Regions from separate parts of the Homo sapiens genome. Here region 2 is linked to region 1. A link is a contact called in ENCODE Hi-C or POLR2A ChIA-PET data. All regions are on one chromosome and are shown on one strand. The core of a region is the stretch at or near the end of the contact, and the rest is flanking DNA. Distances in the headings are between cores, read along the strand shown. Region 1 holds the start of GPC4 (glypican 4). Region 2 has its middle 110 kb from the start of GPC4.

Region 1 (4,633 bases), core at 1,701-4,200:
CCAACAACAACAACCACAACAAAAATAGCATGGGATTTGGTCAGAGGCCTTAGATTTCAGTCTTGGTTTAGCCACCCAAGAGCTCTGTGGCTGTGGAGAAGCCACAGAACCTTGCTGAGACTTGGTTTGCTTATCAATTAAAAACAAACAAACAAAAAACAAAATATTCTAAGATATGAGGGTGCACCTGGAAGCACTGTGCAAACTTGTAAAGTGCTATATGAACAAAATGTGGTATATCCGTAAATGGAACATTATTCAGTCATAAAAAGGAATGAAGTACTGATACATGTTACCATATGGATGGACCTTGAAAACATGATGCTAAGTGGAAGAAGTCAGACACAAAAGCCCTGTATTGTATGATTCCATTTCTACAAAATGTCTGGAACAGGCAAATCCATAGAGACAAAGCAAATTAGTGGTTTGTAGGGACTGGAAGGAGAAGAGAATGAACTTTGAGTGCTTAATGGGTATGTGGTCTCCTTTTGGAGTGATGAAAATGTTCTGTAACTAGTGGTGATGATTGTACATTATGATTGTACTAAATGCCACTGAAGTGTGCATTTCAAAATGGTTAAAATGATACCAAATTGCGTATGTGTGTGCTTTTTACCACAATTCTAAAAAGCAAAAAAAAAAAAAAGTTATATGACGGTTAATCAGCCTGAGAAGTCATCGATTTTTGCAGTCAACATGCAGTCTCTATTTTTTGGCGTTGAGAGAACTTACAAGGAGTAGGTGCATCTCCACTAAGAAGCCTCTTCTGAAGACAGCAGGGATGGGAGTGGGAGAGGGAAGAAGGAGTTCTGGCCCATCTGAAAAGAAAGCTTCCCTTCTGGATGGTATTTGTTTCGTAGATTGCCAGTTGTTCACCCTGTTTGTATTTAAATGAAAGGAGGCTTTGAAGTGGGAGCCGCCTCTGAGCACGGCTTGGGGTTCCTGCCTCCCTTGGTAAAGTTCAGACTTGTCCAGATCTGTTTGTAGCCAGAGGTTACTGTTTCTGGTGGAAAAGGCTCAAGTTTGGGTTAATAATACATTATGAGGAAGAGCAGGAGTAAACCTGGGGAGGGCGGGGGCGGCGGGGGGGAGCGGCGGCAACGAATGAGTTCCTCCCAGCCTTGGTGTGAGAAGTAGCTTTCTGATTTGGCCTTCATGGTTCAGGAGTATCATTTTCTCTCTTACGGTCACTGGCTTCCATTTTATAATAATGCTCGTTGCATCTCAGAGCATATTCTCCTTGGTGAAGAACATCTTTAAGTAAATGTATCAATCAATGAAAATTAAAAGTGCTCAGCTAAGCCCTAGCAATGCCTTCAGGACTTGATGGTTACCAGTTTAAGGAAAGTCTTGAAAATGGCAGGAAATTCAATTGTAGTTGAGTTTGCACATTAAAAAAATTGCTCTCCTAGTTTCAGAGTTAAATATTCAGCCAGCCCACAGAAATTGGAAGTCACAGTTATAGACGGGTCACAGTCTGTTCATGTTGATAGTCTGTTAACAAAATGTAGAAGAGTCTGCAAGCAGGTATTCAAAATAACAGCTCCTCATAGCCAGCCATGTCAACGTGGTTTACAAACAACAGTGGAGAAAGTCTCAACAAACCCTCTGAGGGTGATAACTGTAATGATGGTTCGTATCTTTGCCCTATGTAATTTTATGGGAATTGAGAGTCTAGCCAAATAATAAGTTCCAGCCCTTTTTATCTGCCCAGTTCCCAGCACACTCCCGAGGTGTCTGAGGCACTTCTCAACCCAACCTCTTAAAGCAGATTGTAACAATAACAACGGTAATGACAAGTTCCCGAGCTGCACAGTTCCCTTCATTTAAGGAGCGCTGGGAGCTTCAAAAAAACACTCATTAATGGAATCTGACAAAGCTTGCAAGATGGGAAGTCTCTCCCATTTCCAGTTTTCTGGTGGAAAAGTGGGGACTGAGTCCCAGAGGGGTGTCAGTCTCTCTCAAGGGGCTTGAGGGGGTAGGGGGTTTGGGAGTCCTGGGCTACCATTATTCCATGAAATTCGAGAGTCAAGAGTCCCGGGTTCTGGACGCCCCCTTCCCCGGCGTGCTATTTACCAAGTCGCTTCCCATTTCTGGGCCCCAGTTCCCTTAATAGAAGGAAGGGTTGGGCCAAATGGTCTCCAAGATCTCTGCGGTCAACCCTGTCTTTGCCCCCTCACCTCGCGGTTGGGGGTTTCTCCCGCTTCAGAGTTCGGTTAGACTTGTAGTAGAACCGGGTCGGGGGTGGGAGTGGCGTCGAGGGGTTGGAGTGTTGCGGATGCGGGAAGGAGGATGCCTGATGGGGTCCTGGACAAACTGGTGTTTCACGAGTACCGTCCTATGGGAAGCAGGTCTGGGGAGACCAGGTGAGGCTCTAGGACGAGCTCGGAGCCCCAAATCCCCCTGCTGCCTGCAGCGAAACAATGCGAGTAATGTGCCTTCCCCGCCCAGCCCGGGAGCTGCGCGGATAGGAGCGTCCGCGGGTGCGGGATGGCAGCGGGGAGGCGGATATCGCGGCGGGAGGGCTCCGCGCGGCTTTTGCCCATAGGCGGCGGGTCAGGTGGCCGCGCGCAAGAAGGCCTGGGGCTCAGACATGGGCTTCGGGACAAGTCCCAGGCCGTCCCGTTCCCCAGAACCTGGGCCCTTCAGCCCGGAGTAGTTGGCCTTCCCTTTGTGGTTGGGGGGCGGTGGGCTGGCTCCCCGCCTCCGAGGAGGAGGGGAGGAAGGAGGAGCCGGGTGGGGCGTGTCACGCGAAGGAGCGCCGGGCGCCCGGTGCGGCCCCCTAGGAAGTGGATTTGGCCGCTCCGGATCCAACCCGGCTTCCAGGTTTTCTCCCGGCCCGGCCCAGCGTGCTCCCGCCTGTCTCCGGCCCCCCCACGACGCCCGCCCCCTCCCCCCGAGTGCCGCCCGCTTGGCCAAGTTTGCGGAGCGTCGCCGCGCACGCCGGCCAGTCAATCAGCGGCAGAGCTGAGAAGGGCACAGCCGCGCGGCGGAGGGCAGAGTCAGCCGAGCCGAGTCCAGCCGGACGAGCGGACCAGCGCAGGGCAGCCCAAGCAGCGCGCAGCGAACGCCCGCCGCCGCCCACACCCTCTGCGGTCCCCGCGGCGCCTGCCACCCTTCCCTCCTTCCCCGCGTCCCCGCCTCGCCGGCCAGTCAGCTTGCCGGGTTCGCTGCCCCGCGAAACCCCGAGGTCACCAGCCCGCGCCTCTGCTTCCCTGGGCCGCGCGCCGCCTCCACGCCCTCCTTCTCCCCTGGCCCGGCGCCTGGCACCGGGGACCGTTGCCTGACGCGAGGCCCAGCTCTACTTTTCGCCCCGCGTCTCCTCCGCCTGCTCGCCTCTTCCACCAACTCCAACTCCTTCTCCCTCCAGCTCCACTCGCTAGTCCCCGACTCCGCCAGCCCTCGGCCCGCTGCCGTAGCGCCGCTTCCCGTCCGGTCCCAAAGGTGGGAACGCGTCCGCCCCGGCCCGCACCATGGCACGGTTCGGCTTGCCCGCGCTTCTCTGCACCCTGGCAGTGCTCAGCGCCGCGCTGCTGGCTGCCGAGCTCAAGTCGAAAAGTTGCTCGGAAGTGCGACGTCTTTACGTGTCCAAAGGCTTCAACAAGAACGATGCCCCCCTCCACGAGATCAACGGTAGGTGGGCACACCCGGGAGGTGGGCGCAGAGACCGACACTTCGGGAAGGGAGGCTGCAACTCCCTTCCCCCGCCCCGCCGCCCCCTGCGCCGGACGCAGGTACACTAGAGGGAGAAATGGGCAGTCGAGAGGGCAGGAGCGAGCGAGCGAGAGAGCCAGGCAGCCCGGGCGCAGGACGTTCCCCGCGGGCGCAGCGCTCCCCCCTTCCCAGCACTGCGAGCGGAGGGGCGCCGCCGGGTTGCCCAGTGCGACTGTCGCGCTCCGCTCCCCGCCTCCGCTCCTCCTCTCCCCCCTGCATTATTCGCCGTCCCGGGAAGCCCCTGAGGACTGTGGCCCTCAAAGTGCGTGTCACCGGCTACTTCTCCTTTTCCGGGTTGAACTCCTTATAGGACGCCCCGCTTTGTTGTATGGGTGAGGAGAGGCCGGGTGGGGGTGGGGGTCGCCAGTGGGGTGTGGTGGAGGGAAACGTCCCGGAGCTTGCTAGATTCTGGGGGTCGCAAAACGTGGAACTTGAATTGATGTTTCATTGATGTTCTTTTAAAACTCTCTCCCCGCCTCTCTTGCACCGCTGACAAGGATTAGGAGTTTTAGTAGCCGCAACCGCTTCAGAAGTCGCCTTTAAAAAGCAAACGACTACCCCCACTCTCCACCCCTCCAAACCCTGACTTTTGGGAACTCTCCTACTTTCCGGAAGGTATCAGACCAGAGGAGTATTTTTCCCCTCTTTCTTTTTTCTTACCTCATTTTAAGGGTTAATTGCACTTTCAATTACAGACCTTTGAAAGGACTGATTACAGGAAACCTGAATCTCAGTTTGGAGATGGTTATGCAAATAGAGACGGCTTAGCCTGTGAGAAAGTTCACCGGATTTTGGCGCCGGTGGGGTGGGATGGGGGGTGTATGGGGGTATTTGTGAAAGCCCCTCTCGGAGCGCTGGGGAGGCAGCGTTCGGCGGGTGCCCTGCGTCCCTCCCAGCGAAGCTGGCGGCGGTGTCCGGC
Region 2 (4,286 bases), core at 168-2,667, 110 kb before region 1:
TTTTTTGTATTTTTAGTAGAGACATGGTTTTGCCATGTCGGCCAGGCTGGTCTAAACTCCTGGCATCAAATTATCCACCCACCTCGGCCTCCCAAAGTGCTGGGATTACAGGCATGAGCCACTGTGACTGGCTAATTTTTGTATTTTTAGTAGAGACAGGGTTTCCCATGTTGGCCAGGCTGGTCTCGAACTCCTGACCTCCAAGCGATCCACCTGCCTTGGCCCCTAAAGTGCTGGGATTACAGGTGTGAGCCACCGCGCCTGGCCTTTTTCTTTAGACAGGGTCTCACTCTGTCACGCAGCTGGAGTGCAGTGGTGCAATCTCAGCCTCAACCTCCTGGGCTCAAGCAATCCTCCCACCTCAGCTTCTTGAGTAGCTGGGGCTACAGGCGTGCACTACCACACCCAGATTTTTTTTTTTTTTTTTTTTTTTTGTAGAGATGGGATCTCCCTATGTTACCTGTGCTGGTCTCGAACTCCTGGCCTCAAGCAATCCACCCTCTTTGGCCTCCCAGAATGCTGGGATTACAGGTATGAGGTACCTTGCCCAGGCCAGAAACTTGCTATTAATCTGTCTTGCCTCATCTACTGATTATTAATAATTTCTCTTGAAATGGCATTTTTAAAGCCTCACCAGTGGTCTGATTTTGCCTAACAATGCAATGGGACTCCAGCCCCCTATCTTTTGTATTTTGGGGCTTAAGGGTCTATCTCAGATATCTTCCAACATCTCTCTTATTGGTCATTGTTGCTTCATCCCTTAGCTAGGGCAGGAGGTAAGGCCCCATGGGATGGCCATCCATTACAGGTCATCCCCAGGAGATACTGAAATCCCACTGAAGTCGCCACTCAACTGCTAGGCAGAATCTAGGTTTGCAAGAGTGTGCTCATAGCAAAGCCATCAATGATTTAGAGATGAGTATCGGTTACAGCTCAGTGGGACACTGGGAGCAGAACGAGTGTCTAACAGGAGATCAGGTTCTATATAGCCACACTATGAGGAAGGCTTAGGCCTCCCAAGAGTTGACTAGAACAGCTGAAGCCTGTGCTATGAGCCGGCCACAGACCTAAGGAAAAAGGTCTTCATGTTCTCCAAGAGCTTGCCAGGCCCGTCCACTCAATTCATCCTGACAAGAGCTTCAGTTACAGAATGACTTTCTCCAGCAGTGAGGCAGGAAGCCTGCCCGCTCACGTACCCACATCCAACACCCGCTCCCAGTAGGAGCCTGCTGCTTATATAGAGAAGCTTTGCAGTGATTCCTTTCTCCTTGCACCTGGGCTTGGCTGTGTTGATCCACGACTCCCCCACCTAGTCTGTGAGCCACAGGCCTTGCTCCTGTTGCTTGAGAAAATACCTTCCAGGCTGGTGTGTGCTCTGAAGCACAGTGAGTCACAGGCCTTCTCATACGATCTGGCCTGGATGCTTCCAGAAGTTCGTATTCCCAGGTGAGATGGAAGCCAGCAAGCACATGGGGCTCAGTTTTCTGAGATTCTCATTTGGCTTTTGGCCTTAAGTCCTGAATTGCAAGTCACAGCAGCTGAATCCAACTTCCTCAGTTGCTGAGTGTCTCAGAGGTGCCATCCGTAATGTTCCTGTGAGTCCACATGAAACCGTAGACTTCAGAGAAGGCAGCCAGCCAGGACTGGTTTCAAGTGCCTTCCACATTCTTCCTCTTGAAGAGTTCTCCGGAAGCTGCAGAGCTTAGTTTTTCTTATCCAAAAATCTTCTGGCATTTTTTATTTGTAATAATTCCAAACCCACTCAACATTATTATAACAACTGAGATTGGGGAGAGAGAGTGGGGGGAAAGGATTGGTTACACGAATAAGGGCATACTCACTCCTAGGTGCTGATTTTCAAGGGGATGTGAATTTGATGGCCCTTGTTTGAGCTCTCAGGGAGTGTTGATTTCTTGCCTAAAACCTCCACAGTTTTTCTTTCTTTCTTTTTTTCTTTTCTTTTTTTTTTTTTTTTTTTTTTTTTTTTTTTGAGACAGAGTCTCACTCTGTCGCCCAGGCTGCAGTGCAGCAGCACAATCATGGCTCACTGCAGCCCTGACTACCCAGGCTCATGTGATCCCCCACCTTAGCCTCCCGAGTAGCTGGAACTATAGGTGTGTGCCACCATGCCCAGCTAATTTTTTGTATTTTTTTTTGTAGACACAGGGGTCTCGCCATGTTGCCCAGGGTGGACTCGAGTGATCCACCCGCCTTGGACTCCCTAAGTGCTGATATTACAGGTGTGAGCCACCACACCTGGCTGCGTTTCTATTGTTAATCAGGGTGGCTGATTTGGATGATGGAGGTGTAGGATTTGGGGTTGCCAGGGGCAGGGTAGGATGGTGCCTGAGGTCCAGTTCCAGTGCTGTGTTCCAGCAGGAGACTGGGAAGGGCCTGGCAGCAGCTAAGCTTATGCCTTTCAAACAAGGGCACTGCAGAGCTCCCTGCTACAGCCAGCACAAGGCCCAGAGGTGGGTTTCCACGTTCTCCACATGTCCTACTCTCCGTGCTGCAACCAGGAAGAGACAGAAATCACCCAGGGACAGAGCAGGCAGGCAGACCCTTGAGGTCAACTAGCCTAGCCCCTCAGCCAGCAGATGATGCAAGTAAGGCCCCAAGGTAAATGAGGGACATTGGGATGGTTCTAGAGCCTGGTGCCTCCTGCTTCCAACCCAAGGCTCTCTTAGTTTCCAGCTCCTGAGTGGGATGAGAAATAAGACAGCATCTGCCAGGCCAGAATCTAGAACTTTCTCCATCTCAGAGTCCCCGGGTTCTTATCGCTAACTTCTGTCACGAGTGTTTGCAACAAGAATCAGACCAATAATACCAGGTAGAATCTAAATTGCCTGGGCACCAGGTGCTAGAGCAGTTGCTGGTGAGCCTGTTAGAATAGGCATTTCCTATGAGTCCTACAAGACATGAATTTTCCTTACAGAAACACATGGAGAGTTACTTCAAGGGCGATGTAGAAGAAAAAACACATTTGCACAAGGGCCATGGTCATTTCCTTCTGCAGTAACTTACACACAGGCCTCTCCCCCGGGAGCTGAGCAATGCAATTATCCAGAGATCTGCCTCTCACAAATCTGCTCAGCCCTTCATTATAGGGAGGCAGAATTCAGCCACCGATTCCAGAAACCGTTTTCCAAGAATAACAGCATATCTGGCCTAATATATTATTCTTTTCACTTTTCCTACTTATGTTACTTGCTGGTAACATAAGGAGGCTGGGCATTGCCTTTTATCCATACCTATTACTTAGGCCTGGCCAAGCCCCTTCTCTGGAAGTCTCAGCTCTAGGAGAAGTTCACACACTTAGTTCTTAGAACTGGTGAGAAAGGTTGACAATGGCAGGGAAGTATGAATGAGGAGAAACTCACACACTCCCTACAGTAGGAATGCAAACTGTAACTCCAGCAATACCAAGGGGTGGGATCACAAAGACTTGGTCTAACCTGGGCCTCAGTACACCTTCTCCCAAGGCCCTGGTGGCTCCTCAAGTATAGAGAACCATGCCTGAGAGATTACAGGGAGAAATCTTGTGATTATTTCACTCAAGTATATATTGACAAGGTGGGCGGATCACCTGAGGTCAGGAGTCCGAGACCAGTCTGGCCAACATGGTAAAACCCTGTCTCCACTAAAAATTAAAAAAAAAAAAAAAAAAAATTAGCTGAGCATGCTGGTGCATGCCTGTAATCCCAGCTACTTGGGAGACTGAGGCAGAAGATCACTTGAACCCAGGAGGCGGAGGTTGCAGTGAGCTGAGGCTGTGTCACTCCATACCAGCTTGGGCAACAGAGCGAGACTCTGTCTCAAAAAAAAAAAAAATGTATACATGGAGTTTTTATCTTTATGGACCCCTTCCCATGTTTTTTTTAAGTTGATACCAAGTGATTAGATATTGTATATAGCACTGAAATTTGGCAAGGAAATCTCTCCCTTAGTCAAAACCTCCATTTTAATTCCCCCCAAACCAGTTCTAAAAGTTTTTGGTTTTTTTTTTGGTTTTTTTGGTTTTTTTTTTTGGTTGAGAGATAGACTTCTCTGAGAATCAGATGAAAGCTTAGGTCTCTCTAGAAAAAAATGCACACATACACTGTGGTCAGCAGCCTCTATGATGGCTTGCAATGGTCCTTTGGCATTCACATCCTCGTGTAATCCCTTCCCCTTAAATGTAAACTGGACCTAGTGACTTGTTTCTAATGAATGGGATGCAGCAAAAGTAATGAGATTGGTTTACAAAAAGACTCTGGCTTCCTTATGTGTGTCCCACAATTTAAAAA

Evidence for each region. A loop is a pair of places that touch in the nucleus more often than their neighbours do. ChIA-PET counts read pairs that join two places held with the same protein, here RNA polymerase II (POLR2A). Pooled maps may share reads with other maps.
Region 2: a map of psoas muscle shows a loop between it and region 1 (2.1-fold over the local background). The contact joins the enhancer-like site here to the promoter of GPC4 in region 1. A Hi-C loop is called at or near these places in 2 of 168 maps with a recorded cell type or tissue (both psoas muscle) and 2 of 50 pooled maps. POLR2A ChIA-PET finds 5 or more read pairs at or near these places in 2 of 52 experiments (H1 and WTC11).

The regions. Positions count from the first base shown.
Region 1 is chrX:133,413,806-133,418,438 of GRCh38, reverse strand. It overlaps GPC4 (glypican 4), which reads left to right and starts at 2,950. Exons shown (of 9, transcript NM_001448.3): 1 at 2,950-3,633. The coding sequence starts at 3,474. RefSeq lists enhancers at 549-1,088, 2,211-2,711.
Region 2 is chrX:133,520,507-133,524,792 of GRCh38, reverse strand. No RefSeq gene overlaps it. Among named protein-coding and RNA genes, the nearest start is that of GPC4, 110 kb to the right of the region's middle. Within about 2 kb of position 1,417, at least 4 of the 41 ENCODE cell types and tissues checked have a DNase peak (open chromatin) inside an H3K27ac peak, as active enhancers do; they include psoas muscle, where a contact is called at or near this core.